Regions from separate parts of the Homo sapiens genome. Here region 1 is linked to region 2. The links are chromatin loops, found by intact Hi-C in ENCODE. Cell type or tissue: CD4-positive, alpha-beta T cell. All regions are shown on one strand. Each heading gives the region's core, and the rest is flanking DNA. Links, peaks and the distances in the headings are about the cores only. Region 1 has its middle 83 kb from the start of LYSMD4. Region 2 has its middle 190 kb from the start of LYSMD4.

The links. Hi-C counts contacts between places; a loop is a spot of excess contacts. Peaks named below come from ENCODE experiments on the same cell type or tissue, not always from the same donor. Only the 100,000 strongest peaks of a DNase experiment are listed, where the experiment ranks them.
Region 1: a loop joins it to region 2, with 5 times the contacts of the local background. A loop is called at or near these places in 6 of 110 quality-filtered maps.

Annotation. Positions count from the first base shown.
Region 1 is chr15:99,808,150-99,824,186 of GRCh38, forward strand. It overlaps the pseudogene LOC400464. Among named protein-coding and RNA genes, the nearest start is that of LYSMD4, 83 kb to the left of the region's middle. In CD4-positive, alpha-beta T cell, for the core only: no CTCF peak of the experiment used is centred there; no DNase peak of the experiment used is centred there.
Region 2 is chr15:99,914,537-99,930,573 of GRCh38, forward strand. No RefSeq gene overlaps it. Among named protein-coding and RNA genes, the nearest start is that of LYSMD4, 190 kb to the left of the region's middle. RefSeq lists enhancers at 2,060-2,924, 13,828-14,122 and a silencer at 13,844-13,903. In CD4-positive, alpha-beta T cell, for the core only: no CTCF peak of the experiment used is centred there; no DNase peak of the experiment used is centred there; H3K4me3 peaks cover 116 bases; H3K27ac peaks cover 203 bases; H3K27me3 peaks cover 1,049 bases.

The sequences.
Region 1 (16,037 bases), core at 1,131-9,130, 110 kb before region 2:
GTGTTTAAGGAGAAACTAACAATGAAAACGGCCTCGTTGACGGAGGAAAAGTTGGAATGCAGCCTCTGGTGCTGTTTGAGCGATCCCTCTCCCCGGGGCCTGGCCGCGCGCTGCTGTGTTCTGGAAGGGCTCATTGTACAGTCAAGGCGGCAGGTAAGAGTCCCGTACAGGTGTCTTCGCGCTTTTCCTTTCAGGCTTCTGTGTGAGCTGTTTTTCCCCTGTAGGATGCGTCCCTGACCTCCACCCCTTCACCCTACCCAATTTGTCTTTACATGTCTGACCATCAAGGCTCTCCTGGGTCGTATTCAGTTCATGCTGATATTTTCCCTTCCTCCCCTCTTTGGTCCTCACTGTTTTTGCTTTGGTCATGTTATGCTATATTCTGTAGGCCTTTTTAATTTTTTTTTTATGGTGGCAGGGGAAAATATTTTATAATTATGCTTTGTGCTTTTTATCTTCCAGTCAGTAAATGCTTGGTAAATATTTGTTTTATTGAGTATATGACCCTATTCTAGCTATATCGTGCTTGAACAGAAATCTTAACTGCCTTGAAAGTTAACTGCTAAGAATTTGTCAAAAGTGCAGAGCTACATCAAGAACTTGTCATGGATAGTACAAAAAGGTCTCTAAGGGCTTGAAGGAAGTCTGTAAATTGATTTCATATGAAAGAGAGCGTAAGAAGTGAAAATGTAAAGCATGACTGGAGAGCCAGAGAGATAAAGCAAGGGTCCCTTTCTCCAGATCCTTTGTAACAGTATTATGTGATCTCTTTTAGAAATCACTCTGAAAGATAATGCCAACTCGGAACCTAGGAAACCATCCAGTGGGTTTCTGCAGGTTAGGTGGTTCAATTCCTCATCAGCACCGTTGTTTTCTCTGCCTCAGTTTGCTTACAGTGATGTTCTCAGTAGCTGTAATTACTGTCTGTCTTTGAAAGCATTTTTTTTAGCTCACAGGGGTATATGTGCATTTTTATTTAACCAAGTGTTAGAATTTCTACTCTGCTGTTGTGGGCTCTGGGTTAGCTACTTTGGTTGTTTAGTTGTAAAATGATTAGCAGGGAAAACCGTGTGTGTGTGTGTGTGTGTGTGTGTGTGTGTGTGTGTTTTAAGTTTCTTTTGTTGTCAGAGCACTTAGAATTTTATTTTATATGGTAATTCTGTCAGTTTACTTTATTCTCCACCCCACATTTATTGAACAGCAAAGTATGAAAGTAGTGTCCCATAACTAGCTTTCAGAAGAATTACAATTGCTGTATATCTGAAGTTCTTTTCTTTTCTTTTCTTTTCGACGGATTCTCACTCTGTCACCCAGGCTGGAGTGCAGTGGCACGATCTGGTCTCACTGCAACCTCCGCCACCCAGGTTCAAGCGATTCTCCTGCCTCAGCCTCCCGAGTAGCTGGGATTACAGGCACCTGCCACCCCACCTGGCTAAGTTTTGTGGTTTTAGTAGAGACGGGGTTCACCATCTTGGCCAGGCTGGTTTTGAACTCCTGACCTCGTGATCCACCTGCCTCGGCCTCCTAAAATCCTGGGATTACAGGTGTGAGCCACTGTGCCTGGCTGAACTTTCAAGAAGAAGTTTGTGTATCAATTTTCAAAAAACTATCATATCAAAAGAGAGCTGTGTCCTACATTTGGAAAGATACAAAAACTGAACCTTCTGGCAGGCAGTTTTGCTTGCTGGAGCTTGAGATAGAGCCACACATTGGCCTCAGTGGATTTATGGAGAAAAATAGATACAGAAAGTTATTTATAAATAAGACCAAAAAATCCTTTTCTTGAGCAGTGACAGGTAAAGAGGTTGTCTTGGTTAACCTTGAAATGTGTTGCCCTTGATCAAGACAGTTTTATGGTGGGGATGGTAGTGGAGATAAACTTGTTTGACATTTGTCCACTTATGGTAACCTTTGTGGTGGCTGTCACAGACAACTTCATCCTCACAGACCTTAAAATTACTGTAAAACTAATAGAATGGAGGAGAAACAAGGGACCTGAATAATTAGATGCTTAGATAATTGTAATGTGTTTTCATAACTGGTGAAAAACAGCAGTGTTAGAAGCACTTAAACATTCTATGTAAGGAACACTGCCTGAATTTATATTGTGATTTTTGAGCACCATTCACTGTTTAAAAACTGGCATATTGTAGGTCATATTTTAAAGACAAATAGAAAACTTATCTTTTCAAGATTGATATAAAGCTTAACCTTATCAAAATTACAAAATTTAAAAAATATGATTGAAAAATATTAATGCATAGGTTTAAATATTGGTCATCATTTTAGATGTCTTTCAAAATAGATTGTCTTTTAAATATTAAACTGAACAAACTTTGAACATGTTGTAGAGTTTGTGCTGAAGGTTAAGTTTCCTGTGGTGGTGGTGGTGGATATTTTATAATATGGATAACAAAACCTTCTTATTTTAAGAAATTTAGAAAATTTTTAGGCAAAACTAGAAAATATTACTGATAATTCTACCACTCAGAAGGTACCACTATCAGAATTTTGTATTTTTTCAGTCATCTGCGCATCTCTTTTCTCCTGTGTTTGTATATGTTCCCTCTCCCTTGAAAAATCAGATTTTTCTTGTAATCTGCTTTTTCACTCAACAATATTGTAGATCCGTGTCATAACTTACTCCTCTGCAGTGGCTTCAGTTATTGTACACTTTCTGTTAGATGATTATACCATCTAGTCAGTCATGTTTCCTGGTACTGAATACATAGGCTGTATGTGTGTGTGTGTGTGTGTGTTTCTACCTTAACTAATGCTTTAGACATCAATAGGTAGAGCTGAATACTTGAAACCTTCCAAGTGGTGGCTTTCAGTTCTCATTGCTGAATTGGTTTCTAGAGATGGAACAAATTATATTGTATGGAAAGTTTTTTTTGTTTTTTTTTTTGAGACTTAGTCTTGCTCTTGTCACCCAGGCTGGAGTGCAATGGCATGATCTCAGCTCACTGCAACATCTGCCTCCTGGGTTCAAGCGATTCTCCTGCCTCAGCCTCCCAAGTAGCTGGGATTACAGGTGCCTGCCACCACGCCGGCTAATTTTTCTAGTTTTAGTAGAGATGGGGTTTCACCATGTTGGCCAGGCTGATCTCGAACTCCTGACCTCAGGTGATCCACCTGCTTTGGCCTCCCAAAATGCTGGGATTACAGGTGTGAGCCACCATGCCCGGCCTTTTTTTCTTCTAGGTACCAGCTTGTATTTATCAGTTTGGTAAGAATGTTAGAAAGTGTGCAATAAAATGGGCAGTCTCACAGTCATGGCACAAAGTATAATTATCTTTGACTTTCTAGAAAGCAGTTTGGCTTTCTAGAAACTTGCCTAACCTCTCCGCATTTAGGCAAGATGAATTCTGACTACCCCAAGGTGGCCAACCTTGTCCCTGTGATTCCAGATCTCCCAGAAAGAGAGGTTTAGTCTCAGGGAAAACCCACATTTTCTTGGCTTAGCCCACCTTGACAGCTAATCACTGGAAATCGGGTGGGCTGGTCAGATTTTGTGTCAAGAGAGGGAGGTGGAAAGATGGGAGGGAGGTAGCAAAACCGGCCTCAGTGGAACTCTGTAAGTTAATATGGAATGGCAAAGGGATGTTTCTTCCAAGGAAGAAGTTCTAGGGAAGGAAGGTAAGTGGAGGGGAAGGCAGCAGTTCTCAAAGTTTTGGAATCAGGACTCCTTTATACTCTTAAAAATATATTGAGGGCCCAAGGAGCTTTGGTTTATGTAGGTTATATCTATTGGTATTTATCACTAGAAATTAAATCAGAAATATTTAAACTATTCTTTAAAAGCTCATCACATATTGTTATAAATGCTTTTATGAAAACATTTCTAAACCCAAAGTAGCACAGTCTTACGTTTTTTGCAAATTTCTTTGATGTTTGGTATGTCGTTTTCATCTGCATTCAATTTATTGTGTGATATTTGCTTGAAAAAATGTGAACAATGTCCAATCTCATACAGATAGCCATTTTAGATTATTGTGGAGATATATATATATATATATATATAAAATAATATATATATATTTTTTAGATGGGGTCTTGCTCTGTTGCCCAGGCTGGAATGCAGTGGTGTAATCACAGCTCACTGCAGTCTCAGTCTCTGGGGACTCAGGTGATTCTCCCACCTCAGCCTCCAGAGTAGTTGGGACTACAGGTGTGTATCACCACACCTGGCTAATTTTTTCTATCTTTTTATAGAGACAAGGTTTTGCCATGTTGCCTAGGCTTCTTTTTTGATACTCCATCAAAACTTGGTTTTTCTTGAACTTTGGATCTTTTACCCTTGCATGATATTATAACATCGTGCATTGGTCATTTAGAAAATAATGGTTCACCAAGATCTTCTACGTGTTGATACATTTGATTATATAATATCAAAATACATTCATCAATATCACCATCAATCTCATCAGAATACTTTTGGAAAGCTATGGTGTATATAAGTTTTCTAAAATTCTAATTTTTTGTTCAAAAGCTTGAATTTTATTATTGAATTTTATTATGGCCTGTCTGTTGTTTTTCTTGAATTGACAAAATCTCATTTTTTGAGAAAATGTCTCCCAAAAACCCAAGTTGAAATAACATTGTTTGTCAGTCATCCTTTCAAGTAAAAATGGTATTCCATTAAAGTGGTTAATTCACTTCACAACTTAGTCACATGAGGGTTTTTTCTCAGGCAGTCTGTAGAAATGCTCATGTGTACTTCCAATTTCATCACTTGAAATATTAAAAAGATATATTCAAGGATGAAGATGTAGTACAATTTTCACTGCTTCATCATAGACATTCTTTTTATTTTCCAACAGGGCCTTCTTCTGTCACCCATGCTGGAGTGCAGTAGCATGATCACAGCTCACGGTAGCCTCCACCTTCTGGGCTCAATCCTCCTACCTCAGCCTTCCAAGTAGCTGGGACTACAGGTATGCAACCACCATGTCCAGCTAAATTTTGTACTTTTTGTAGAGATGGAGTTTCACCATGTTGGCCAGACTGGTCTCAAACTCCTGACCTCAAGTGATCCACCTGCCTCGGCTTCCCAAAGTGCTGGGGTCACAGGCGTGAGACACCATGCCCAGCCTGCCCTTCCTTTTTAAACCTTTCCTGTGCATAGTGAAGAATACCATGACTAGTTTGGTGTTACTGCCTTTGTTTGTGCTGAAGTACCAGCATTTTTACCCACTATTGTATTTGCACCGTTACAGCAAATGTCACCATGTTAGTATTCACGTTAAAATAGTTTGGACCTGGGCGTCTGAGGGCCCCACTTTGGGAACCGTTGAAATAGGTACTTAAACCTACTATATATCATATCTTGTCATCTACAAGATTTTTAAAAACATGATTTCAGTTAATTTTTTTTGTAATTTTTACAATATGGTTTTGAGGGGTTTCAGTCCAGAGCAACAACATGTATTTTATTTAGCTTATGCTGAAGTTTACTAGATAAATACTAACCTAATAGAATGAGGTCCTAAATCTTTTTTTGCAGTTTCTTTAGCCAAAAAAAAAAAAAAACCCAAAACTAAAAGCATAAAAATGGTCCATAGGGTGTATTCCCAATGTATGCTGAAGAATTTGAAGAAGAAAATGCAATACTCAGTAAGTGGTGTTCTTTATGAATAGGATTAATTCTGAAGAGTTTCTTTTAGCCTGTGAAGGGATTTGGGACATAGTAAGAGAGGAATGAGAAGAATGAGAATAGTAAAATAAACCATTATTGAAGAGATATACTGTTAATGATGTCCTCCTTCCATACAACTTGTTTTTTTCTTTTTTTTTTTTTGAGACAAAGTCTTGCTCTGTCACCAGGCTGGAGTGCAGTGGTGCAGTCTCAGCTCACTGCAACCTCCGCCTCCCTGGTTCAAGCCATTCCCCTGCGTCAGCCTCCTGAGTAGCTGGGACTACAGGCTCGTGCCACCATGCCCGGCTAATTTTTATATTTTATTTTAGTAGAGACAGGGTTTCACCATGTTGGCCAGGGTGGTCTCAATCTCCTGACCTCGTGATCCACCCACCCTGGCCTCCCAAAGTGCTGGGATTATAGGCGTGAGCCACCGTGCCCGGCCAACTTGTTTTTCTTAAAAGAACCTTTAGTAAATATTTGGCTTCTGTGGCTTCAGGTATAATTCAGATTACTGTTTTCAAAGCAGTGTTTCCTAAAGTTGTTTGTGCGAAATTGTTTTTGTGACTTGAATCTAGTTGTTCTGAAGCTAATATATAATAATAATGGCTTCCCCCCAATTTATAATAGCAAACAGTACAAAGTAACAGACTATTAGATGAGGGATGGAAGGAGAAGGACAAGGGTTGAAAAAGTATTGCATGCTATGTTCACCATCTGGTTAATCGATACATTTGTACTCCAAATCTGAGCATCAAGCAGTATCCCATATGCAGTAACAAACCTGCATATGTACCCACTAAATCTAAAATAGATTCTGAAAAAAAAGTTCATCCATATCAGCAATAATTGAATTGAAGGTGTAAAACTGTAATAAAAATTCAGACACTACAAAGTATCTTGTAGTTAAGCTACAAAAAAAAAACCCTAAAACCATCTATATAGAAAATTTTAGGAATTGATCTTAAAGGAAATCCAAATAAGTAGAAAATTATCATGTTCATGAATGTGATAACTTAATATTAAATTACATTATTTTTCCAATAAATCTAATATGATCATTGATTTTAATAAAATATTTGATTCTAAAACGTGCATAGAATATTTTTAATAAATAACTTGATTAATTTTTAAAAATGCAGAGGGTTGGACTTGCCTTATCAGACATTGGAACTTATTACAAATATATGGGGAAAAATGTGGTAACTGGTGAAGTTTTAGTTTCCATTAAGAAATACTGGATATGGCCGGGTGCGGTGGCTCATGCCTGTAATCCCAGCACTTTGGGAGGCTGAGGAGGGCAGATCATCTGAGGTTAGGAGTTCAAGACCAGCCCTGCCAACATGGCGAAAGCCCCTCTCTATTAAAAAAAAAAAAAAAAAAAAAATTAGCCAGGCGTGGTGGCGGGTGCCTACAATCCTAGCTACTCAGGAGGCTGAGGCAGGGAGAATCACTTGAACCTGGGAGGTGGAGGTTGCAGTGAGCTGAGATTGCACCACTACACTCCAGCATGGGTGACAGAGTGAGACTGTGTCTCAAAAAAAAAAAAAAGTGCTGGATCTCAGCGGCAATGGAAAGGGAAAGGAAAGTTACTGATGGCAACATATTACTAATGGTAAATAAGCACATGAAAAGATGCTCAATATCATATGTCATTAGAAAATTGCAAACTCAAACAATGAGATGCCACTGCATAGCTATTATAATGGCCAAAATCCAAAATACCAACACTACTGAGAGCTGGTAAAAACAATGAGCAGAAATAACTTACTCATTGCTAGTGGGGATGCGAAATGGAACATCCACTTTGGAAGACAGCTTAGCAGTTTCTTATGAAACAAAGCACACTCTTAGCCTATGATTCCATAATTGTGCTCCTTGGTATTTGCCAAATGAGTTGAAAACTTATGCCCACATAAAACATGCACACAAATGTTTGTAGCAGTGTTATTCATAATTACCAAAACAAACAACCAAGATACCTTTCAACAGGCAAATGGACCAATACTCTATGGTGTAGCCATACAATGGAATATTAATCAGTTCTGTATAGAAAAAGAGCTATCAAGCCACAAAAAGGCATGGAAGAACCTTAAATGCATATTACTGAGTGAAAGAAGCCAATATGAAAGCCTACACACTATGTGGTTTCAAGTATATGACATTTTGAAAAAGGCAAAACTGTGGAGACGGTAAAAAGATCAGTCATTTCCAGGGGTTCCTGGGGAGGAAAGAAAGGAGGAATAACTAGGTAGAGCCCAGGGGATTTTTAAGGCAGTGAAACTATTATTCTGTGTAACATTGTCATGGTGGGTACATCTTATTACACCCTGTTAAAATCCATAAAATGGACACCACAAAGAGTGAACCCTAATATAATTATGAACTTTAGATAAAAATAATTTATCAACATTGGCTTATCACTTGTAACAAATGTAACATGCTAATGTTAAAAATACCATAAGATGTTAAAAATAGGAGAAATGGGGGTGGGGTGAGAGAGTCTATGGACACGCACTTTAATTTTCACTAATACCGTCTGTAAACCTAAAACAGCTCAAAAAGTAATGTCTATTAATTTATATATATATATAATATATATGTGGTTATTGCAATGTCTTATTGCAATTAATACACAGTGAGAGATTGTGTCTAAGAACTCACATGGTCTTTAATTTGAATAACAACATTGAAATACTATATTAGCGTATTTATAAATTAAGAAAAAGTAAATTTTTCATATATGAATTGTTTGTAACACTTTATTGAAATAACACCCACATCAATCCTCATCAGTTCTGATGCCCACATAATAATTAAAAGCCTCCAGCAGGTCCAATTTCATTCATTCCTAGAACCAATGAGTTTCACTCTAGCAGGCCATGAGTAGCAGTTCTTCAACTGACAATGATATCTAGAAAGGGAAAGGTATGTTCTATTTCTTTGTGACTAGTGTCCTAAGTCATGGAGACAGAATCATGGGCTTGGAAGTAACATCATCTTCCAGGCTGCTGTGTAACTCACATTCCCAAGGAACAGACTGTCTGGGAAACCCTTTGGTCTCCATCCTTGGGATTTCTTCTTCTCCTCTACATTTGGTTTCTCTTTCTCTCTTTTTCTAAGTCATTTTTTCTTTTTCCGACCAATGATGTTTGTCCTTTTGTCCTAGGACTGGATCTCATTTATCTTTCTGGGAATAGCGCCATCTCTAAAGACTCCAAGTTAACCCACTTCATAGCTAATCATTCCAGTCTAGACACTAAATATTGCAGTGTCAGTCAACATTCCCAGGGCCAGATCTTACCTCACACCTCAGGGTCATAACTCTCTTGACTACATTGGGTTCTGTCCTACTTTTCTCATTCTTGGCCATGTGTATTTTGTCCTATCCTGGGAACAAGGAGAGGAGGCAAGAGCTTTCTCTTGCATTTCCATGTTAACCTTACTACCACATTCTTCCCAGAAAGCCAGGAAATACAATGCCAATGTTTTCCATTCAGTTTATATTTCATGTATAATTAACTTTTGTGTTGAACATGAATAAACTGAAAATTTCTTGAAATAGAAACAATTTGATAGAATTTTGTGGGTACAGTACATACAATCCATGTCCAATAAATTACTGACATCTAAACTTGTTATAGATCTTTTGTTCCATCATGTACTAATTCAGTAATTCTATTGCAATAAAACTAACATTTGTTTGTTATAATTTGTTCTCGGTAAGCCTTTTTCTGTGTTTTGCTTGTGGTTCCATTAGCTTCTAGATGAGCGCTTTTGTATATCTAATTTAGAAGCTTTACATTAAGAACAGTAAGAGAAAATCCTTTAAACTGTATTTCCACTTAAAGTAAGATTATAATAACATATGCTCCACCACATATAGATGTTCACAAAACATAAGCAAGTATGAATATTTTTTCATAACCACTTATGAAGAAATAGCAGGGCTCCTATTACATGTACTGTAACGAATGATAAAGTCATAAACACATACTATGCAAAGTAGCAATAGGCAAATCAGAGAGAGAGAGAGAAAGAGAGCACAATGTTGCTTCCAGAAGACACTGAATTTATTGCTACCACTGAAGAAATTTTTGGAAAGGATGAAGCTTTTTGCTAACGTATACGATAACAACAGCAAAAGGAATAGGACCTGGAATCTTCAGTTGAATCAGTCTATTTATAATCTCGTGTAAGAGGTAGAGAGAAAACATAGGTCATTGCTTTCTCATCATTCATTAATTCACTCACTCATTCAAAACACAAATAGATGCATGCTCTGCTAGACACTGTAGATACAAATGGTTACAACAATCTCTCAAGTTTCTCAAAGCCAGTGGGGGAAATAGGCATATAAACAACAAATATCATGCACTGTCATATTGGACACTTGAAGACTGCCTATTGGACTGTGGGACTACAATATAAGATACTGTCAATTTGTCCTAAGAAGGTCACTCACGGGGGAGTGAAAACTGAATTCCGCCACAAAGGAATAGTCAAATTTTCCAGGCCAGTAGGGAAAATGCTATTCCAGATGGCAGGAACATTGTGAGCAAAGTTAAGGATCAAGGAAAAAATATAAGTATGAAGAGATGAAAGTAGAGGCACGTTGTTCAGTACAAGGGTGGAGTATTTGGTGGAGAGAAATGAGAATTAGGGAGAGACAGACAGGGTCAGATAAAAAATGGTCATGGTCCACATAAAACTAAAGAGTTTAGAATTTATCATGAGACAAATAGGTGTCATTCAAAGATATTATAAGGTACAACATGATGAGATTTGCACTTCAGAACCGCAGCCCTGATAGTGGTTTAGAGGCTGGATTACAGGTGGGGATGGAGGAGCTGTGGTGGAGGCCAGGGTAGGAGAGAAAGGAGTGTGAGGAGTGGTGGGGTGAGTGGGGTGGGGATGGATTTCCTAAAAAGGTGATAGAGGAAGAGAGATTGGGTTGGGACATTCAGAGGTGAGAACAGAAGGAAAAAAAAAAAAAACAGATCTAAAAGGAAAGAGAAGTGATAGGCCTGTGTACCAGTTTGAATAACAATACTACAACTGTTTATCGAGAGCTCATGATGTACCAAACATGATATTTTAATCCTCACTACAATTAATTTTGTAAATTTTTTTATTTTTACTTTTATCAGTTGATATTCAGAGGAGTTAAATCGCTTACTGAAGGCCATGCCAATTTTAAGTGAAGGGATGAGGTTAAAACTAAATGCTACTAGATACAGAGCTGATGTCCTCTCAACTACATTCTTTGGCCCTCTTAACTGGATCAGCAACAGGGGAGAGGGCGGAGACTAGAATAGCTCTTCACAGTTCTCTGGATCTGCTTGGATACTGTCCAGTTTGGAGGAAGAAGATGAATTAAATGGAGATATCTGAGGGATATTCAGGTGCAAAAGATAAATACGCAGTTGGATACATGGGTCTGAAGAAGGTTCCTGGTGACACTGGTTGGTAGATAGACTGAGAGCTGAAATTCACCTGCAGTAATTGTTACTCTGTGTCTTCCTGTTGAATTTATGAGTCAGATCAATATATATTTTCCTCTACCTTTTAAAGTTAGAATTTACAATACCTACCTAATAGTTACTTCCTGCAGAGTAAAAATATTTTGTATTAGTTTTTCATTGGTTGTATTATTTATTAATGATATCCTCAACAAATATGTGTTCATTAACCATTGGGTGCATTGTGCAAATTACACCACACTATTTGATGGAAAGAATGAGGTCTCTTCTTGCTAAATAGTTCTAGTCATCTCCCTTTTATAGTTTCCTTTACTTTGTCTTTAGAGCAATTTATTTTTCTATTCATTATTCATCTTATTACATGTTCTTTTTGGTTCACTTTCTCTAATCCTGTTTTGCAGGAGAAATATTATAAATAAAAACATCTGTATATAACTATAAAGCTTACACTCTCATAGCTCGCACAGAGTTTTTGCAAAAGCAAAAAGATAAAACTTTAGCTCTTTGTAGGTATGATTTTTGAGTTGAGATGGCAGGAAAATTTAGTGAGATTTTGATATAAGAGTAACAAAAGGGAGCCTCTAGGGACAAAGCAGATAATACATTGAGAGTGAACAGAAATTATTTCTCAGCCTGGCTCTGCCATGGCAGTTCTTGTCCCTTCCCTATAATTAATTATTTTCTGGTTTAACTGAGAAAACATGAGACAATCTCAAATTTCCTCAGAGCTAGATTACAATATTCCATTTTATCAGCCCTAGAACAACATGAACAGAAGCTTTAGTGGTAGTGTTATAGTCTATGCTGAGGTTTGTTAGCAGTGCATCATTACCTAAGAGATCGCTGCTTAGTTCAGCCAGTTAACTGGAGCTCACCAAAATGTTCTGCTCTTGAAAGAGAAAGCGGGGGAGAAAGGGTGGGCAGAGAGAGAGAGCAAGACAGAGCTCCTTCACAGAGCAATTCATGTAAATGCATTGTCCAATGGCCCTGAGATCCATTAATTAAATTAATTAGACTTCATAGCATTTGCTGATGAAACATGATGAAAAAAGTTGGAAGAGAATAGGAAACACATACACTGCAGCATCTGGTTTTGCCAGAGTTGGGCCCTTGAGAATTATTAAGTGATAGTTTGACATAATTCAGAATTAATAAAATCTGTCTGCCCCCTGAAAGTGTGCATTTTCATAATTTAAGTAATGCATGCTAATTAGCTTAGATCAAAATGTGAGCTCCATTGTTGCCTACAAGTTAGCATGACTTCATGACTGGTGATATAATAGTATCATCACCCCAGGGAAGGATATTTCTGTGAAATTAAGTAGTATAGTTCTATCTGAAAAATCCTGCTAATAAATACAGGCCTTATTTTGATATTTTGGAATTTTATAGGGAATTAAATACAATACAATAATGCATCCTACTGAGGTCAGACAGCTGAGAAAAACAGGTCAGTCAAATCCTCATTCCTGTGAAATTTACCAGTGGGCTTTTAAAATGGCCAAACGTTAAAGTATCTAGCATGATGCTTGAAATATAATCTGTGGAAATACACTAAACTAAAATGATCTTGTCCAGTCTCATGGTTTCAAATACTAGCCCCATGCTAACGATCAAATTTTGTATGCATTCAAAACTCCTGAACTCAGATTTAGATATCTAACATCCCGACTGGTTTCTTCACCTTACTGTTTCCCATGCCAAACTTCTTTCTTTTCTTAATCCATTTCCCCCACCTTTTCCATTATATTAAACGTAATTAAATAGGGATGTTTGGCTGAGGCTATGAAATTTGACTCACATCACATGCCAAATTCATCACCAAATCCTGTCAACTCTACTTTAAAAATATTTTCAAAGTATGACCACCTCTTACTACTACCACTCTAGTTCAAATCATCCTAGCTCTTTCCTAGGTGACTGCAGTAACATCTCACTACCTAGATCTACCCTTTGTCCTATAGTCAATTCTTATCTCAGCAGACAGCAGACTATTAAAGCTGTGAACCATATCAGCCTCCATTTCAAGTGCCTTCAGTGGCTTCCATTTCACCTCCAGCAAAATGGAAATCTCCACAATGACATCTAAGACTCTCCATGGTTGGTCCCCCTTCTTGCCTTACAACTAAAAACTCTTCTACCATTTCCACTGTATTTACTCTGCTGTAGCAGGGAGACCTATTTGCTGTCCCTTAAGTAAAGCAGTCTTTCTCCTCTGGTCTTTGCATTTGCTGGTCCTGTTACTGGGAGTGTTCTTTTTCCCATCCACTTGATGACTTCCCTCATCTCCTTCAAGTCTTTGTTGGAATGTTCTTACACAGTGAGGACTTCCCTGGCCACCATATTTAAAACAGAATCTTCAGTCCCATGTCCAGCACTCTTTATGCACCTTCCCTGTTTTATAATAGTTTGAGAAAATGAGTAAGTGTTTTGGGGACACAGTACTTACTATCACCTGATATAATTAGGCATAAAACTGTATTTCTGAATTATTTTCTTTCTTATGTATTTGTTTGCCTCCTGTCATAACTAAGCATTTAGTGAAGATTGTCTATTTTATCCACAATGGTATTCCTAATTCCTTAAAAAGTGTTTGGTATAAAACAAACATACATTGAACATTTGCTGAATAAAAGAATTATATGTAAAATTATGGTCAGGCATTATTTGAGGGGAAAACTCTTAGTCTCTAAACAAATTTATTTGGATACCTGGTAAATTATACTATAATTAATTTGGGAAATAAACTTGTTCCTCTTATGTCAATTGAGGAAAGCTTTGGCAGGAGCATTCTGCTTCATCTCCAAGTCTTTTTCTTCAAAGCCTATTGTTATTTTTTTCAAATCTGACCACCCTATGAGACCCACCCAGCTGAAGATTAGCTGGGATGCCCAGTTCCTGTTCTCACTGTGGGGTGCCCGATTTTCTGGGCAATCTGTGAGTAGATAAAGCAATGGGATGGGGTGAGGTTACAGGCATCAGCCCATTCTAAGCTTTGCTCTTCAACACATACTGTCCTCCTGAGCCAGAATGCAGACCGTGGCTACTTTTGCCCCTGCATGTCTGTTCTGATTCCTTTCTTCACATGTGATGCCTCACTATTCTTCTGCTTTTAATATGGAGCTTCATTCTCTAAGCTAAAAGGCCAAGCACAGATTCACCTGCCAATGAAGCTCTTTAAATTATCTCTTCTTTCTCAGGACTCACTGGCTGTAAAGTCCATGGAGCAAAAACAGAATTTGCTACTTTTCATTGACATTGTTGTAGTTGAGTTGTGTTTAACTAATTTGTTAAATGAACTGACACTGTACATTCTCCCTATAAAATAACAGTGTGTTTTCTATTATGTCTATTGCCTCAACTTAGCATTATGTTAACTTATTTACAAGCCAGTTTATTTAGGTTGTATTCAAGTTAGTCTTTGGTGACATAAATAAAATCAGTGATGTGGTCATAATGGAGTGGTGCTATTTATGTAAAAATATGTTGGGTCTTGAAAAGATTAGAAAAAGCTAAGTTGATTAATGTGAGGGCTAAGCAATGTAAAAATTTTAAGAAAAAATTATAAAATTAGAATAATAACAATTTTAATAAGCTAAAAGGTTTTTGCACTTCTGTTACTTTAAATTTTTGTTCTACTTTAAACAAATAAAAATTTGGAATTCTAATTGACTTGTTATGATAATAATTTATACAAAGAAGACAATGTATAGAAACTCCAGTTAATAAAGTGATAATCAAAGGGTCCTGGGCTTATATCAAAATATTGGCCAATTAATTTACATTTGTGGTTTTTTTTTAACCCTGTGATCCTCCTCCTTAACTCATTTTTTAGATTAACTATCAAAAAACTGGTCTCAATTATATTTGAATAGAAGGTTTCTACTGTATTGTTCTCTAACTTGACCATGTTCGGTACCCTTAATTAAAATATATAATTCTTTAGTAGTTTTCATAGATGTTTTCTTTCTAACTGGTTATATGAAAGCTACCCAAATAATGGGCAGGTTGAATAGTCGTGGGGTAGGCTCAATGTTGATCTGTGGAATGCTACCATAGGTATCCACAAACCTAAGACACAAAAACGCACCCTTAGAATTATTATCTGCTTATCAGTAGAACTGTGACTGAACCTGAGGCTTGCCCGACTCCGTACTTCTTGGTGTTATTCACAGCACCACAGCCTAATCTTGCTTGTTTCTTTATTTGAAGAAATCTTGAAAAAGAATTGCATTCTTTGATTTTTCTAGTTAATTAAAAATTTCACCTGAATCAGCAATATCTTACTGTGATGGCAATTGCATCTTCTAAAAAAGCACAGTGGAGATATATTTGGAATAAATATATCCAGATATTTAAGTAGTACATTCTCAAATATCGGAGTAGTATATTCTACGAATTATGTCTGCAGGCTTAGAAATAACCTTCATATAATGTTAATAAAAACCAAACTAAGTAGCTATTCAAAGTATACTCACGGCATTGGACATTTGGGGGTAATTTTCACCAACCAACAATGTCTGTATTAGTATCTTTATATGATGGTATTGTTATTTCTATAGTCTTGGTCAACAAAATTTACTCATGTTTGATATAATTTCCACATACCCATAGCATGTCTTTGGAAGTAATGCAGTGCTTGAAATTTAAGGAAAAAATATCTGGTTAGGATTCCAAAATATAAACTATTAAATAAAATAGTGCTATTTACTTTTAAGATGAGGACAGTATTTTGATGGTACAGATTATTTCATCATCCAGGTATTGAGTCTAGCACCCATTAGTTATTTTTCCTGATGATCTCCCATCTCCCTGTCTCCACTCTCTGAAAGTCCCCAGTGTGTGTTGTTCCCCTCTATGCGTCCATGTGAGTTCTCATCATTTAGCTCCTACTTATAAGTGAGAACATGTGGTGT
Region 2 (16,037 bases), core at 3,300-11,299:
TCCCAGGTCTGGGTTCTTCTATAGTGAATTCTCCTGGCTGTCAGCTCCACCTTCCTCCCTGAGAGGTACTCGGACAACCTTCTTTTCCTCTTGCCCTGGGAGAATATTTGCTTCATTTTTTTCCCCCCTGGAGACCTGAATTTATTCTTTAATGGAAATTTAAGCACTTTGAATTTCATCTGGCTTCTGCTTTATTATCTTAGGGTTAAATGCTAATTTCTGTTTTTAAGAAAAGCCTTTCGGTTTTTTTAAAGTCTTGAATCCAGTCCCAGTGCAATCCAAAAAGATGGGTTTATTACATCAGGATCACAGACAGACGAGACTTTTGCCTTAGAAGGAAGCTAAATAGCATCTGGTTCACCCTCTGCATTTTGTTAATTTTAAAAAATCTCAGTTCCTCTTATTTCCCATGCCCAGCATTCAGAACTGGATCCAAGTTTTGGGGACATGAAGCTTATTATACAATTTTGGGGATAGGTGTTGTCCTCTTGATGAGAAAGAGACAAAGTTACAGACAGAATTCAATGCAGGGCCTTGGACAGGGCGGCTCAGGTGAGGGACTGCAAGCTTAGGCTTTGTTGCCTTCACAGTAAACCCGCCTCTGCAACAAGCATGTTCTGTGGATGCCTTGGGTGCTTCCTGTACATTCCTGTGTCATTTTACCTTCAACACCCGAACAAGAAATATTTCCTGCGTAGGTACTTTACACATATTACCTTGTTATCTCCAGGTAGTGCTGCGTCCATTTTATCATGTCTGTACATAAGGTAGGTACTTCATTCCCCAACAGGGGAAAAAAAGAGCTTACTGTTCCCAGTAATTCCAGGAAAAGGCATGGGAAGGGCTTCCATTGTCTGCCTTGGGTGATGTCGAGCTGCCTTAAGCTGACGGCTTGACAGTGGGGGTGAAGGGCGGTGACTCCCCCAGGGAATAGCAGGACATTGGAATCAAAGTGGGTGGCTGCTGGCTGCAGAAACAGAGGCCTGTGGTCCCCAGGGTTCCAGGCCAGTATGCACTCCATGTGCCCTGAGGGTTGGATCATTAAAGTTGGTGAAAGGCATTTGGCTAGGCCAGGGGCGGTGGTTCACGCCTGTAATCCCAGCACTTTGGGAGGCCCAGGCGGGTGGATCACCTGAGGTCAGGAGTTCAAGACCAGCCTGGCCAACCTGGTGAAACCCTGTCTCTACTAAAAATACAAAAATTAGCTGGGTGTAGTGGTGCACGCTTGTAGTCCCAGCTACTTGGGAGGCTGGGGTGGGAGAATCACTTGAACCTGGGAGGCAGAGGTCGCAGTGAGCCAAGATCGTGTCATTGCACTCCTGTCTGGGCGACAAGAGGGAAGCTCCCTCTCAAAAGAAAAAAAAAAAGGAAGGCATTTGGCTGAGTCTTTGCTAGAATGTGGGAGGGCAGGGCAGGGGCAGGGCTAAGACAATAATTTCAAGATAACTTCACTTGAGGTGGGGTGGAAAGTGCACTGAATTCATCCAACAGCCTTAGTTGTACTTTCAAGGTCGGCATCATCCTCCCCGGCAGGCAGGTGAAGAGAGGCTCCGTGGCTTGTCCTGGCCCAGCCCTTCCGTGACAGTGCCTTTGGCCTCATGGACTGAGGTTTCAGGAAGTTTGCGACAGTGTCTGCGGGTCTGGACACTCATGTGACATGTGGAGGACGTCCTGCAACATGCTGTGGAAACACCCTCATTTGTCTCCAGCGCTGGGGATTGCCCAGGGAAGAGCCGCCTGTTGTCCATTCCCCAGGCCTTGTAATACTTTCTCTAACTGTGCTTGGGGGTCCTGGAATTTGTGTGAGAAAATCCATGGGTCCACATCTGGGCTGTCCGGGTAGAGGGGCCATCCGTACCCCTCCCTCACTGTGATGGGTGGCACTGCATCCTCTGAGGACTCGTATGTTGAAGCCCCGTCCCCTGTACCGCAGAACTGGTCCCATTTAGGTTGTTGCAGATGTAACGAGTTAAGACGAGGCCATACTGGAGTAGGGTGGGTCCCTAATGCGGTGCAACTGGTGTCCTTATAAAAAGGGGAAATTCGGACCCAGAGACAGGCTCGCACGTAGGGAGAACACCAAGTGAAGATGAGGGCAGGGATGGGGCGAGACCTACAGGCCAAGGAACACAGAAGATTGTGACAACCACCAGAAGTTAGACAAGAGGCCTGGAGCAGTCCCCAGTCAGGGCCCCCAGGAGGAACCAACCCTGCCTCACCTTGATCTCAGACTTCTCGACTCCAGAGCTGTGACAAGATAAATGTCTGCTGTTGAAGCCGCACAGTTTGTGGTACTTCATGGCAATCCCAGGAGATTAATATATGCACATCACGCAGCCCAGGACCCCAGCAGGCCTGCAGGCTCTGGCAGCGGCTGTTGGAAGTGGCCCGTGGTCTGCCCGGGGGAGACACTGACAAGGCCTCCCAGGCTGCCGTTAGCCTCCTCCGGTCTGCCCTGGCTGACTTTTCCCCCTTTCTCTTTTCCCAAAACAAACCCCAGCCCTCTTGGGACTCATTCATTTCTGTTTACCAGAAACTTAGCATGTAACTGTCTCAGAGCTGTTAAAAGTGCCGCCTCTTCACTGCAGGGTCCTTGCCTCAAGTTAATTAGCCTGAGGAAATTTCCAGACGCTCCCTTTCCAAAAGGCTGTTTGGAAAAAGCCCTCCCTGGGTGACCTCTGGCAGTGTGAGGGGCTGAGGGCTACCCTCCTCCCTGGGAGCAGACAGCTCTGCCACTTCCCCATGTGCATCCTCCAGTCAGTGACTGGACATCTCCAGGCCTCAGTTTCCCCGCCTGTGCAGCGGAGGGCTGTTAGGAGGATTAACTAGAACACTGCGGTGCTTGGTGTGTAGAGAGTCCTCTCCATGTGTTGGTTACTAGACCCTTTGTTCATGTTGTTTCCATAGAGAATAAAACAAAACAGGAACACTTGCTTGGGGGAGGGAGGGTGCAGGAAAGGTTGTCCAGTTGCAAGCGTGAGAGAGATTTATGTGTGTCATTTTGAGCCTCTGAAATGGCAGATCCCTCCCGGGAGGGACAGTCCCTGAGCCAGCATCCCCAGCACCCCCAAGGAGTTAGAAAGGCCAAACCTGGAGTGCCGCCCAGGAACACTGCAACAGAAAATGCATTTTAACACCCAGAGATTGGGGGTGCCCCATTACAGAGGCACTGCTTTACTGCTGGGGCCACCACCCATGCAAACCCTTTGCCTCGGAAAGACCAGCCCAGATGCCTCCCTCCAACAGAGCCAGCGTCCCTGGCTGCCCTCTGGTTCTTTCCCAGGGGCACTCCTTGCATTGCTGTGACACTGCCGTCACTTGCACCCCCATTCATTGCTCTTTGCAGACACTTCCCTCCCCCAGCAATGTGACTGAGGAAAGAAGGAGGGTTCCATGGTGAATATGAGGGATGTGGGCATGGCATATCTGGGAAGGAAAGGGGGACCCCCGACACCCCGTCCCAGTTCTCCAAAGCCCTCGGAGCCTGCAGAAGAGCTCTGCACGAAGGAATAGGATTGGCAGAGGGACAGAGCCTCTCTGTCAGGCAGAAGTCAAGTTGAGTGATGGGCACCCACCTGGACAGCTGAGACAGGGTCTCAATGTCTGACCAGGCTGAAGGGGAACTTGGGAGGGCTGGTTCTTAGCAATGGAAAGGTTGGCGTGACACTGAACTCTGCCTCTCGAAAGCCCGACCCCACCTATGGGAGACGGCAGCGGTAGAGGTCACCAGCATTGCTTAGAAGCAGCCCCCTGCAGACGTCTCCCCTACCCCCACCCTGGGCACCAGAAGGGGAAGCCCGCAAGAAAGGGCAAGGCCAGCGCAGGATCAAAGCTCAGCCTCCTCTCCAGCTCCAAGACTGTGGCTCTGGCTGGCATGGGAAGGGGAGATGAGTTTCAAATGGAGCTTGAGAGTGAAGATTTAACCAGTGAACGGGATGGAATCCTAACTCCTACAAGCAGTAACCAAAAGAAGTCGAAAGCTTATGGCTCCCTAATAAGGACTTAGGGAGCTGCTGCCCAGTGGGAAAGGGGGGTTCTGCAGTTAAGAGGTAGATGCTGGAGGAAACCAAACCATATTGTGTATAAACCGCAGGGGAGAGACTCCTCAACCATATGGCTCTGCTGACCCGTGGTGAGGATGGAATGGATGAGGATGCAGGCCCTGTAACTGGATCAGTAAAAGGCCCCACCACTTGGAGCAATGAACCTTCTGTTGAGCTCCTTCACCCCCTGTTCTTCCTGCTCAATCAATTCGTAGGCCTCCATATAGTCCTTTCTTTCAGCCTGAAGAAAGGTGTCCATTACCACCCCCAGTGCCCCTTGCATTAGTCAGGTCTTTCAGTGAAACAGAACCAATAGGAGATTCATATAATAAATAATTGGCTCCTGTGACTGTGGAGGCTGACAAGTCCCAAGATCTGCAGTTGGCCAGCTGGAGACCCAGGAGAGCCGGTGACGCGGTTCCAGTCTGAAGCCAGCAGACCCAAGACCCAGGAACAGCTAATGCTTAAGTTTGAGTCCAAAGGTTGGGGGGCTTGGAGAGGGTGACAAATGTCCCAGCTTGAAGGCAGTCAGGCAGGAGGCGTTCCCTCTTACTCATGGGAGATCAGCCTTTATGTTCTATTCAGACCTTCAGCTGATTGGCCACTTTCGCCCTCTCCTTGTGGTCCTGTCAAACTCCTGGGAAGGTGGGGAACACTTGCCCTCCTACTTCCTTGCCTGCCTCAGCTCCTCGGCCCACTCCACTTGAGCTTCTGCCTCCTGCACTGTCATTGGGTGAGTGGCTGATGGCTCACTGACTGCCAAGTCCAGTGGACATGGGCAGCCACACCTTACTTGACCTCTTTGGGACTCTCAGCCCTGCTGGCCTTGTCCCATCTTCGGTCCCTCCCAAGGGCTTCTGAGGTGCCACCGTGCACTGCTGGTGTTTTCACAGCACTGACTGCCACTTTCTGGCTGGCCCCTTCATCTTGTTTGCTGACTCCTGGTCTTGTGTTTCAGCCTCTAACCCTGGTGTTACCAGAGATGTTGTAGGTTCTCTTTCATCCTTGACCTTTTCCGTGGGGTGGGTCACATCCTTTCTGCCCACTCACCAATGGCCCTCAAACCTGCCCCACATCCTTGACTTCTGCCTGTGTTCCCAACCTGTCTCTCCCACTGTTTCTGGACATTTCTGTCCACATGCCTCAAGACACATTGACACACAACCTTCCCCAAACAGAACCCTTTATCTTCCCACTCACACTCCCTTGATATAGCCTATGGCCCCAACACCAGCCCCACACCGTCCTATACTCCTCCCTCTCCTCATGGTCAATGGCCCACAGACGCTTCCAAGTGGACCTCTTAATCCCCATCACATCCATTCCTTCTTCCTCATCCTTAACAACACATCAAGCTGTCCAGCACCACTTCTTGTTTCCTTTCTAGCCTCCCTTTCTCCCATTTTCTCACATTGCTGGAATGATCTTGCTAAAATACAGTTTAGTTGTATCTGCCCCCACCCCCAGCTCTGGGGGCTATTACACAGAGCTGCTTATCATTTGCTGTAATTGTCATGCCCTTTCACATATCTATGGCTTAGCTCATATCATTCCCCTAGCCCAGAATTATTCTTTACCCTTTCTGCCTTATCACAAACTGCCTGGAAATAATAAAGCTTAGAGCAGGGTGAAAAATATAGAGAACAGAAGAATGATAGAGAAAATTAATGAAACCAAAGTTGGTTCTTTGAAATGATAAAAAAAATTTGACAAACCTTTAACTAGACTGCCAAAGGAAAAGAAAGATTCAAATTACTAAAATCAAGAACGAAAGAGACAATTCCATCTGCATATTTTTCAAATATAGACAAGTTGATCTTATAATTCATATGGGATTAAAGGAGCCCAGAATAGCCCAAACAATCCTGGAAACAAGGTTGGAGGATGCACAGTTCTCTAATTCAAAACTTACTACAAAGCAACAGTAATCAAAATTGGCACGAGAATAACCATATATATCAGTGGACTAGAACTGACAGTCAAAAAAAGTCCTCACATTGAAGGTGTCAATGGATTTTTTACAAGAATTCTAAGACCATTAAACAGATGAAAGAATAGTCTTTTTTTTACAAATTATAAATGTTCATCTCTAACACATACCACATACTAAAAATTAACTCAAAGATCTCAATATAAAAGTTAAAATTATAAAAATCAGAAGAAAACATAGGTTTGAAAATTTGTAATCTTGGATTAGGCAACAGCTTTGTGGATATGACACCAAAAGCACAAGCAATCAAAGAAAAAACAGATAAGCTGAACTTCATCAAAATTAAAAAAATTGTGCATCAAATAACACTATCAAAGTCAAAAGACAGACCACATACTGGAAGAAAATATTGCAAGTCATATATCTGATAAGTGTCTAGTTTCTAGAACATATAAAGAATTCAAAGAATTCATACAACTTAATAATAAAAAGACAACTCCAATTAAAAATGGAGAAAGAAATGGAATAGGCATTTCTACAAAGAAGACATAGAAATTACCAATAAGCACATGAAAATATATTCAGTATCACTAGTCATTAGGGAACTGCAAATCAAAACTACAGTGAGGTACCACTTCACACTCACTAGTATGGCTATAATAAAAAATAATAACAAGTATCAACAAGGATGTGAAGAAATTGGAACCCTTATACATTTGTGGGTGGGAATGGAAAATTGTGCAGCAGCTGTGGAAAACAGCCTGGCAGTTCCTCAAAAAGTTAGATGTCCGGTTACCGTATGATCCAGCAATTCCACTACTAGGCATACATCCAAGAGAACTGAAAACATATGTTCACACAAAAATGTGTACGTGAATCTTCATGGTGGCATTCTTCGCAATAGCCAAAACAGAAACAACCCAAATGTCCTTTGACTGATGAATATATTAACAAAATGTGATAAATCCATACAATGGAATATTATTTAGCCTTAAAAAGATGTGAAGTATTGATACATGCTAAAACATGGATGAACCGTGAAAGTGTTAAAGAAATGTCAGTGAAGGAAGAAGCCAGATGTAAAAGACCACATATCGTATGGTTTCATTTATTTGGAATATCCAGAATAGGCAAACCTATAGAGGCAGCAAGTAGATTAGCGGTTGGCAGGAGCTGGGAGGAGTGCAGAAATGGAAGTGACACCTAATGGGTAGAAGGGATTTTGGGAGGCGATGAAAATGTCCTGGAATTAGATCATGGTGATGATTGCACAACTTGGTGAATATGTTAAAAATCACAGAAATGCGTCCGTTAAGATGGTGCATTTTATGCTACATAGATTGTATCTCAAGAAAACCTGGAATCTAATCTGGGATCACACATTGCACTCATTCTTCATGTCTCTTTAATCTCATTTAGAACACCGCACCTCCTTTCCTGCTCCCTCTTTTCATGATATTGGCATGTTTGAAAAGTCTAGGCCGGTCATTTTGTAGAATGTCCTGCAGTCTAGATTTGGCTTGTTTCCTTATGACTAGATTCAGGCTAAACAACTTTTTGGGGAGAAATTAATTTTCTTAATGTTTGTTGTTGGTGTGAAGAAACGCAAATGATTTTTCATAGTAACCTTTAGCCAGTAACCTTGATAAATTATTTCATGAGCTTTGATGTTTTACCTGTTTTCTTTTAATTTTTTATGCATGCAATCATGTTATCTGTAAATAATGACAGTTTACTTTTTCCTTTCTAATCTTCACCCTTTAGTTGCCTTTCCTTGCCTCACTGCACTGAACAGACGGTTATCTCCCAAACCTCCTAACGTTCATCTCGGGCAACCATTAGTCTATTTTCCAGCTCTGTAACTTCATTATTCCAAGAATAATGGAATCATATAGTGTGTAACCTTTTGAGATTGGCTTTAAAAAAAAAATACTTCCCTTGAAGTCTATTCAAGTTGTGTGTCAATGTCGACATGATTTTTAGAACCAGACTGCACAGATCTATTAGAGAACTGATATTTTTAAATATTGAATATTCCAGTCTATTGCATAGTACATTGCTTACTTTATTTATATCTTTAAATTTTTTCTCTAAATGTTCATCTTTTTATTCTTTTTTAAAAAAGGTGGTACATAATTTTAATTGTATTCCCCTTTTCCTATGCTTTGGAAGATTTTGTGTAGAAGCAGTGTTCTTTCTTTCTTAAATGTTTGTAAGCATTCACTTGCAAAATTGTCTGCACCTGGTTTTCTTTGTGAGCAGATTTTTAATTACAATATCTTTTTTAATTTTTTTTGATGGTAATGTGTTTCTCAATGCTGTTTGTCTTTCAGCCTCTATTTCTCCTTCACTTTTTGAAGGATATTTTCACTGGGTATAGACTTCCAGTCTGGCAAGATGGCATCAAGATGCTGTTCCTTTGTTTCCTGGAGTCCATTGTTTCTATTTTAAAATCAGTCATCAGTCTTAGTGTTGCTCCTTTGAAGATAATTTTCTTTTTTTTTTTCCAAATGCTTTCAGATTTTTCTCTGTTTTTGCTTTTCATCAGTTTGCTATAATGTCCCTAGATATGGTGTTGCTTCTCTCCTTCTTGGGAATTATAGTGTTGCTTGTATCTGTGGTATCCCATCTTTTATTCATTTTTGAAAATTCTCTTCTTTTCAAATAGTACTTCTCCACTCTGTCTTCTCCTTTCCTCTGTGACTCCTCATAACAAATATGCTAGATATTTTTACCATACTCTAGACGCCTCTTATATTCCTTCTGTATTTTCCAACATTTTGTCTTTCTGTGCCTCAGCATGTATTTTTTTTCTGATTCCATCTCCCAATTCACTTTTTCTTCAGTTGAATTCAAACTCCTGTTAAACCAATCTATTGATTTCCTAATTTCAGTTTGTTCTAAAGTTTTAAGATTTAGGATTTCTATTTTGAATGCTTTCTCATTCTCTGACAAAATACTTCTGTATTTCTTAAACCAATTAATTATAGCTGTATGAGGTTTGTTTCTGATAATTTCAAATCCTGGATGCTCCAAGGATATGTCCCTACTGTTCATTGATTATCTTGAGTTTTGTTAATATCTTAACCTCTACTATTCCTGGCTTTTTAAAAATTAAATGCCGGGCATTATATGTAAACATTTAAGAGGTAATTTGAGGTTCTGGATAATTGTATCTACATTTTAAGAGGATTACTTTTTCTCTAGGCAATGAGACTAGAAGCCCCAGTTACCCCAGGTCATCTTAATATCATCAGGGACTGACATAATTTTGCGGTTGGTCTTCAGTTCCTTTGAGGGCTGATCCCTTTTTAGTATCCCCAGGTCAAAATGATTTCAAATTCTGAGCTAACTTTTCTGGAATTCCGTCTCTTTTCCATAATTTCTCACTCACTTGTTTGCTTGCCAATGATGTCAAGATTTTCTGTTGTTCTTGAGGGAGAGCTGTTCTGATTCACTCAGTCTACCATTACCAAGCATGGAACCTATTTCATGACAGTTTGTTTCTTCATGTGTTTTGTGACTTTTGATTATAAAATCATGTTCCTAGTCACTATCTTTGAGAAATCGTTAAGGCCTCAGCTTAAACCTTTTGGAGAGAACTTATATTTGCTTATGCTAGATGCCAGGAAGCACAGTCAACTTCAGATCACTTTAAACTAAAATTTCTGGCTGAGAGCAGTGGCTCATGCCTGTAATCTCAGCACTTCGGGAGGCTGAGGCAGGTGGATCACCTGAAGTCAGGAGTTTGAGATTAGCCTGGCTAACATGGTGAAACCCCATCTCTACTAAAAATACAAAACTTAGCCGGGCATGTTGGTGGGTGGCAGTAATTCCAGCTACTTGGGAGACTGAGGCAGGAGAATTGCTTGAACCTGGGAGGTGGAGGTTGCAGTGAGCCAATGCGCTCTAGCCTGGGTGACAGAGCGAGACTCCGTCTCAGAAAACAAACAAACCCAGGCCGGGCACGGTGGCTTACACCTATAATCCCAGCACTTTGGGAGGCTGAGGCGGGGAGATCACGAGGTCAGGAGACTGAGACCATCCTGGCTAACATGGTGAAACCCCGTCTCTACTAAAAATACAAAAAAATTAGCCGGGCATGGTGGCGGGCGTCTGTAGTCCCAGCTACTCGGGAGGCTGAGGCAGGAGAATGGTGTGAACCCGGGAGGCAGAGCTTGCAGTGAGCCGAGATCACGCCACTGCACTCCAGCCTGGGTGACACAGTGAGACTCCATCTCAAAAAACAAACAAAAAACACCAAACCCAAAACTTTCTATTTGCGAGGGGGCTTCAATTTTCACAAAAAGTGTAGATTCTTGCCCTCTTCCTAGTCAAATAGGGACAGATGGTTAGGAATGTGTTAGGGGAATGTTTTATTTCTTTGCTTCTGTGCTCACCCACTGAAGGTATTGAGTTCTGGGATTTCTGACTTTATGCAGGGGTCTCTGGTCAGAACTCTTCCTCCAGCCCAGCTCCCCTCTTACTTTGGTCATTTGTACCCAGCATAGTTCAGTGTAACTGTGGTTCTAGGCGACTGGAAACCAGCAGAAGCCTTCAGGACAAAATTCAGCTCACTCATACAGGATTTTGATTCCAATGGAATTTCTGCCCTCTCATTGTTTTCCTTATTTTATTGCTATCTCAGTAGAACTTTAAATAAATAAATAAAGCTAAAATTATTTTATTTGCCATTTTTATATGTAATGATCTCGGAGGGATTCTTGAACAGATGTGGTCTACAGTCTACAGCTAACATGTAGCTGCCTGCTTTCACTGTGTTCACTCTTCAGATTAATAAAATGAAAAGCAATGCTGATAATAGTGGTTTCTTTTCTTTCTGCTTTCTCCAGTAATTAGCTTATGGGGGACACTCAGAGGACAGGATTTAGGATCAGCAGACCTGGGTCTGCCTCCCATCTCCACTGCTAAGAGTTGAATCAGTCCATGCAGGCCACTCCCCATCCTCAGCCTTTTCTTCTGTCAAATGAACAATATAATCCCCTAGTTTTAGGGAATTTTGAGGAATACATCAGATTACCAAATCGTGAGTTCCTTGAGCTGATAAAGAGTGAGCACTTACTGTGTGTAAGGCAACTTTCCTAAGTGCTAGGGATACAAAAGTGAACAAAACACACAAAAAATGTGTCTGTGTGTGTGTGGGGGTTGGTGTGGATGTCCACAGGCATACATGTGTGGTAGCAGACAATAATATAAGAAAAATAAAGTAAAATATATAGTGTTTTAGGTGGTAGTAATTCCTATGTCAAACAACAGCGCCGACGAAGTAGAGGGGATAGGAATGCGTGTGTATGCCTGTGTGGGCACGTTCGCTACCTCTGCATCCCAGGCACCTAGACACGATCTGGCTCAGAGGGGAAGCTCAAAGAATGTTTGATGGATGAATTAACACTCATAGGACACTTACTACCATGCCTGGCGAATAACAGTAGCTTTTGGTTTTAGAATGGATGCAGTTGCTATTGGGCTCCCCTCTTTATGTCCAGTTGATGCAAGTAGGTTAGGGGGTCTCTAGAGGCTCACAAAGCTGTGCTTGGCTCAGAAGTTATCCAGATAAAAACTAGTATAGGAATCCAACTCCCCTCCTCCCTCCATCTTTCACCCCTGCAAATCTGGTGAGCTCCATGAAGCTTTCCTCCCCAGGTGACGTTGTTGCTGCTGTACTTAAGGGACAGCACAGGCCACCTGGGTGTGGGACAGAGCTGACACCTTCCTGTCTGGGCTCTTCCAGCCTTCACTCTAGAACGAAGCGGGAAGCCTCAGGTCCAAGGGGAGAGCCGCCGCAAAGGCCGCGTTGAACGCCGAGGTGCACGCGCAGGTACTGGCTAAGTGCGCGCCAGGGTGCTCGGGAGGGGGCGGGTGCGGGCCGCACTGCCGGGCGGGGTGCGCGAGTGAGGAGGGCGGGGTGCGCGAGAGAGGAGGGCGGGGTGCGCGAGTGAGGAGGGCGGGGTGCGCGAGTGAGGAGGGCGGGGTGCGCGAGTGAGGAGGGCGGGGGAGTGCGCGAGTGAGGAGGGCGGGGTGCGCGAGTGAGGAGGGCGGGGTGCGCGAGTGAGGAGGGCGGGGTGCGCGAGTGAGGAGGGCGGGGTGCGCGAGTGAGGAGGGCGGGGGAGTGCGCGAGTGAGGAGGGCGGGGGAGTGCGCGAGTGAGGAGGGCGGGGTGCGCGAGTGAGGAGGGAGGGGTGCGCGAGTGAGGAGGGCGGGGGAGTGCGCGAGTGAGGAGGGCGGGGGAGTGCGCGAGTGAGGAGGGCGGGGGAGTGCGCGAGTGAGGAGGGCGGGGGAGTGCGCGAGTGAGGAGGGCGGGGGAGTGCGCGAGTGAGGAGGGCGGGGGAGTGCGCGAGTGAGGAGGGAGGGGTGCGCGAGTGAGGAGGGCGGGGGAGTGCGCGAGAGAGGAGGGCGGGGTGCGCGAGTGAGGAGGGCGGGGGAGTGCGCGAGTGAGGAGGGCGGGGTGCGCGAGTGAGGAGGGCGGGGGAGTGCGCGAGTGAGGAGGGCGGGGGAGTGCGCGAGTGAGGAGGGCGGGGGAGTGCGCGAGTGAGGAGGGCGGGGGAGTGCGCGAGTGAGGAGGGAGGGGTGCGCGAGTGAGGAGGGCGGGGGAGTGCGCGAGTGAGGAGGGCGGGGGAGTGCGCGAGTGAGGAGGGCGGGGTGCGCGAGAGAGGAGGGCGGGGTGCGCGAGTGAGGAGGGCGGGGGAGTGCGCGAGTGAGGAGGGCGGGGTGCGCGAGTGAGGAGGGCGGGGGAGTGCGCGAGTGAGGAGGGCGGGGGAGTGCGCGAGTGAGGAGGGCGGGGTGCGCGAGTGAGGAGGGCGGGGGAGTGCGCGAGTGAGGAGGGCGGGGGAGTGCGCGAGTGAGGAGGGCGGGGTGCGCGAGTGAGGAGGGCGGGGGAGTGCGCGAGTGAGGAGGGCGGGGGAGTGCGCGAGTGAGGAGGGCGGGGTGCGCGAGAGAGGAGGGCGGGGTGCGCGAGTGAGGAGGGCGGGGGAGTGCGCGAGTGAGGAGGGCGGGGTGCGCGAGAGAGGAGGGCGGGGTGCGCGAGTGAGGAGGGCGGGGGAGTGCGCGAGTGAGGAGGGCGGGGTGCGCGAGTGAGGAGGGCGGGGGAGTGCGCGAGTGAGGAGGGCGGGGTGCGCGAGTGAGGAGGGCGGGGTGCGCGAGTGAGGAGGGCGGGGGAGTGCGCGAGTGAGGAGGGCGGGGGAGTGCGCGAGTGAGGAGGGCGGGGGAGTGCGCGAGTGAGGAGGGCGGGGGAGTGCGCGAGTGAGGAGGGAGGGGTGCGCGAGTGAGGAGGGCGGGGGAGTGCGCGAGTGAGGAGGGCGGGGTGCGCGAGTGAGGAGGGCGGGGTGCGCGAGAGAGGAGGGCGGGGTGCGCGAGTGAGGAGGGCGGGGGAGTGCGCGAGTGAGGAGGGCGGGGTGCGCGAGAGAGGAGGGCGGGGTGCGCGAGTGAGGAGGGCGGGGGAGTGCGCGAGTGAGGAGGGCGGGGTGCGCGAGTGAGGAGGGCGGGGGAGTGCGCGAGTGAGGAGGGCGGGGGAGTGCGCGAGTGAGGAGGGCGGGGGAGTGCGCGAGTGAGGAGGGCGGGGGAGTGCGCGAGTGAGGAGGGAGGGGTGCGCGAGTGAGGAGGGCGGGGGAGTGCGCGAGTGAGGAGGGCGGGGGAGTGCGCGAGTGAGGAGGGCGGGGGAGTGCGCGAGTGAGGAGGGCGGGGGAGTGCGCGAGTGAGGAGGGCGGGGTGCGCGAGTGAGGAGGGCGGGGTGCGCGAGTGAGGAGGGCGGGGTGCGCGAGTGAGGAGGGCGGGGTGCGCGAGTGAGGAGGGCGGGGGAGTGCGCGAGTGAGGAGGGCGGGGGAGTGCGCGAGTGAGGAGGGCGGGGGAGTGCGCGAGTGAGGAGGGCGGGGTGCGCGAGTGAGGAGGGCGGGGTGCGCGAGTGAGGAGGGCGGGGTGCGCGAGTGAGGAGGGCGGGGTGCGCGAGCGAGGGCGTCCGGCCGGCAGGTGGCACTGTGGCGTCGCCGTGGGCCGAGCCTGGCGAAGCGCTGCTCGCCCGAGATCGCGCAGCTTGGTGAGTGGCAGCGCCTGGCTTTATACTCGCGTCTCGGACACCGATGGTCATCTTCCCACGTCCGTGACTCAGTGGCCTTCCAATGCAGGCTGCGGCCTCTCAGCCCAGAAGGCCCTGGGTTCTGGTACAGGCCTTCCTTGTGGCAGACGGAAGGAAGGCTGACAAAGGGAGTTCACCGGGTTTGCCTGACTTGCCACGCTCTTCTCTCTCCGTGCCAACTTTAACCTGGGAAGCCACACATACCTCTAGGGCCTCTGATATCTTCAGTGTCCCCAAGGCCCATGCTGCTCAGAGCCTCACGTGGCCGCAAACCCAGGTGCCAGTACTTGAGAGTTGCACCTTGAGCGGGAACTGCAGAGGGTTTTAATGGCACCAGCTCCAAACATTTCGCCCACAGCGTCTGCAGTCCTCCACTGCGGAAGGCAGAATAAACGCCCCAAGGGTGTCCACATCCTACTCCCCAGAGCCTGTGAATTTGTCCCCTTACATGGCAAAAGGGAATTACAGTTGCGGATGGAATTAAGGTAGATTAATTGCACACACAGACAGAAACACGCATTTTTGTGTGTTTTGTTCACTGTCGTATCCCTAGCACTTAGGAAAGTTGCCTTACACACAGTAAGTGCTCAGTTAATCTTTATTGACTCAAGGAACTCACAGTTTAGTAATCCGATTTATTCCTCAAAATTCCCTAAAACTAGGGGATTATATTCTCCATCTGACAGAAGAAAAGGCTGAGGATGGGGAGCTTAATGGGTAAGGAGATTAGCCTGGGTCACCCAGGTGGGCCCAATGCAATCACCTGTCCTTATAAGGAAGAGAGGCGAGAGAAAGAAAGAGAGAGAACAGAGAACAGAGAAGGCCGACAGCACCAGGAGGTCTCAGCCCGGTTTTTCTGGCTTTGGGGATGGAGGACGGGCCACGGAACAGGGCGGCCTCTGCCTAGCAGCTGGAAAAGGTAAGGGACTAGGTTCTCCCAACGAACCTCCGGAAAGAAACGCAGCCCTGCCAGCAGCTTCATTTCAGCTCAGTGAGACCTCTTTTTACTCTTTCGACCTCCAGGACTGTAAGATCATAAACGTGTGTTGTTGGAAGCCAGCAAGTTTGTGGTAATTTGTCACAGCAGTCGTGGGCCCACTAAGACACCTGTCGTGGGCCTCGTGTCCAGAGGCCTCAGCTGAAATGCACTGGGGGCCTGGTGGTGTGTGTTAGGTCCACTTGGCTTGCTGTGTTGTTCAAGTCCTCTCATTTCCTTTCTTATCTTCTGTCTGGTTGTTCTTTCCATTATTGAAAGTGGGGGACTGAGGTCTCCGACGATTATTGTAGAACTACTTTTCCCTCCAATTCGCTCCCTTTCTGCTTTGCATATTCTGTTAAGTGCTAAATGTTTATAACTACTTATTCTTGCTGTATTGAATCTCTTCTCAATATATAATGTTCTTTGTCTCTTGTAACCTTGGACAAGATACAGACTACTTAGACTATTGAAAATCCTGACAGTGTATTTGAAACATGCACGTGGACATGGTTTTATTTTTCTCAGTTACTGCTTTCAACTGTGTGCTGATTGAAACTCCTTTCCCCTGGATAGAAGACCTATTAAAATAACCCAACTTTATTCACTAACTTGTCAACTACTTTTGGTCAGTCAGAATTTTGTCTTTGGCCAGAGTTAATCAGCTAACCCGTTGTCCCCAGATCATCAGTGCAGCTTCACCTGGGTACTTCTTATAAATGCAAATTCTCAGGCCCTGCCCCAGAAACTCTGGAGGTGGCCCTGCAGTCTGTGTTTAAGAAGCCCTCCAGGGGATCCTCAGGTGTGATAAACTTTGAGAATCAGCGGTAACCCATCTGCAGAGGTATTTCTATTATTTCAGTAATTATATTTTTAAAATTTTACTTTCTGGAAATACTTTTTAAAATTTACCTATTTTTTCATGTATCTTGATTCTTTTTTTCTGTTTTTATTTCTCATTTTAGGTCTTTAGTAATTTTAAGCCAATTTATCTTGTAGG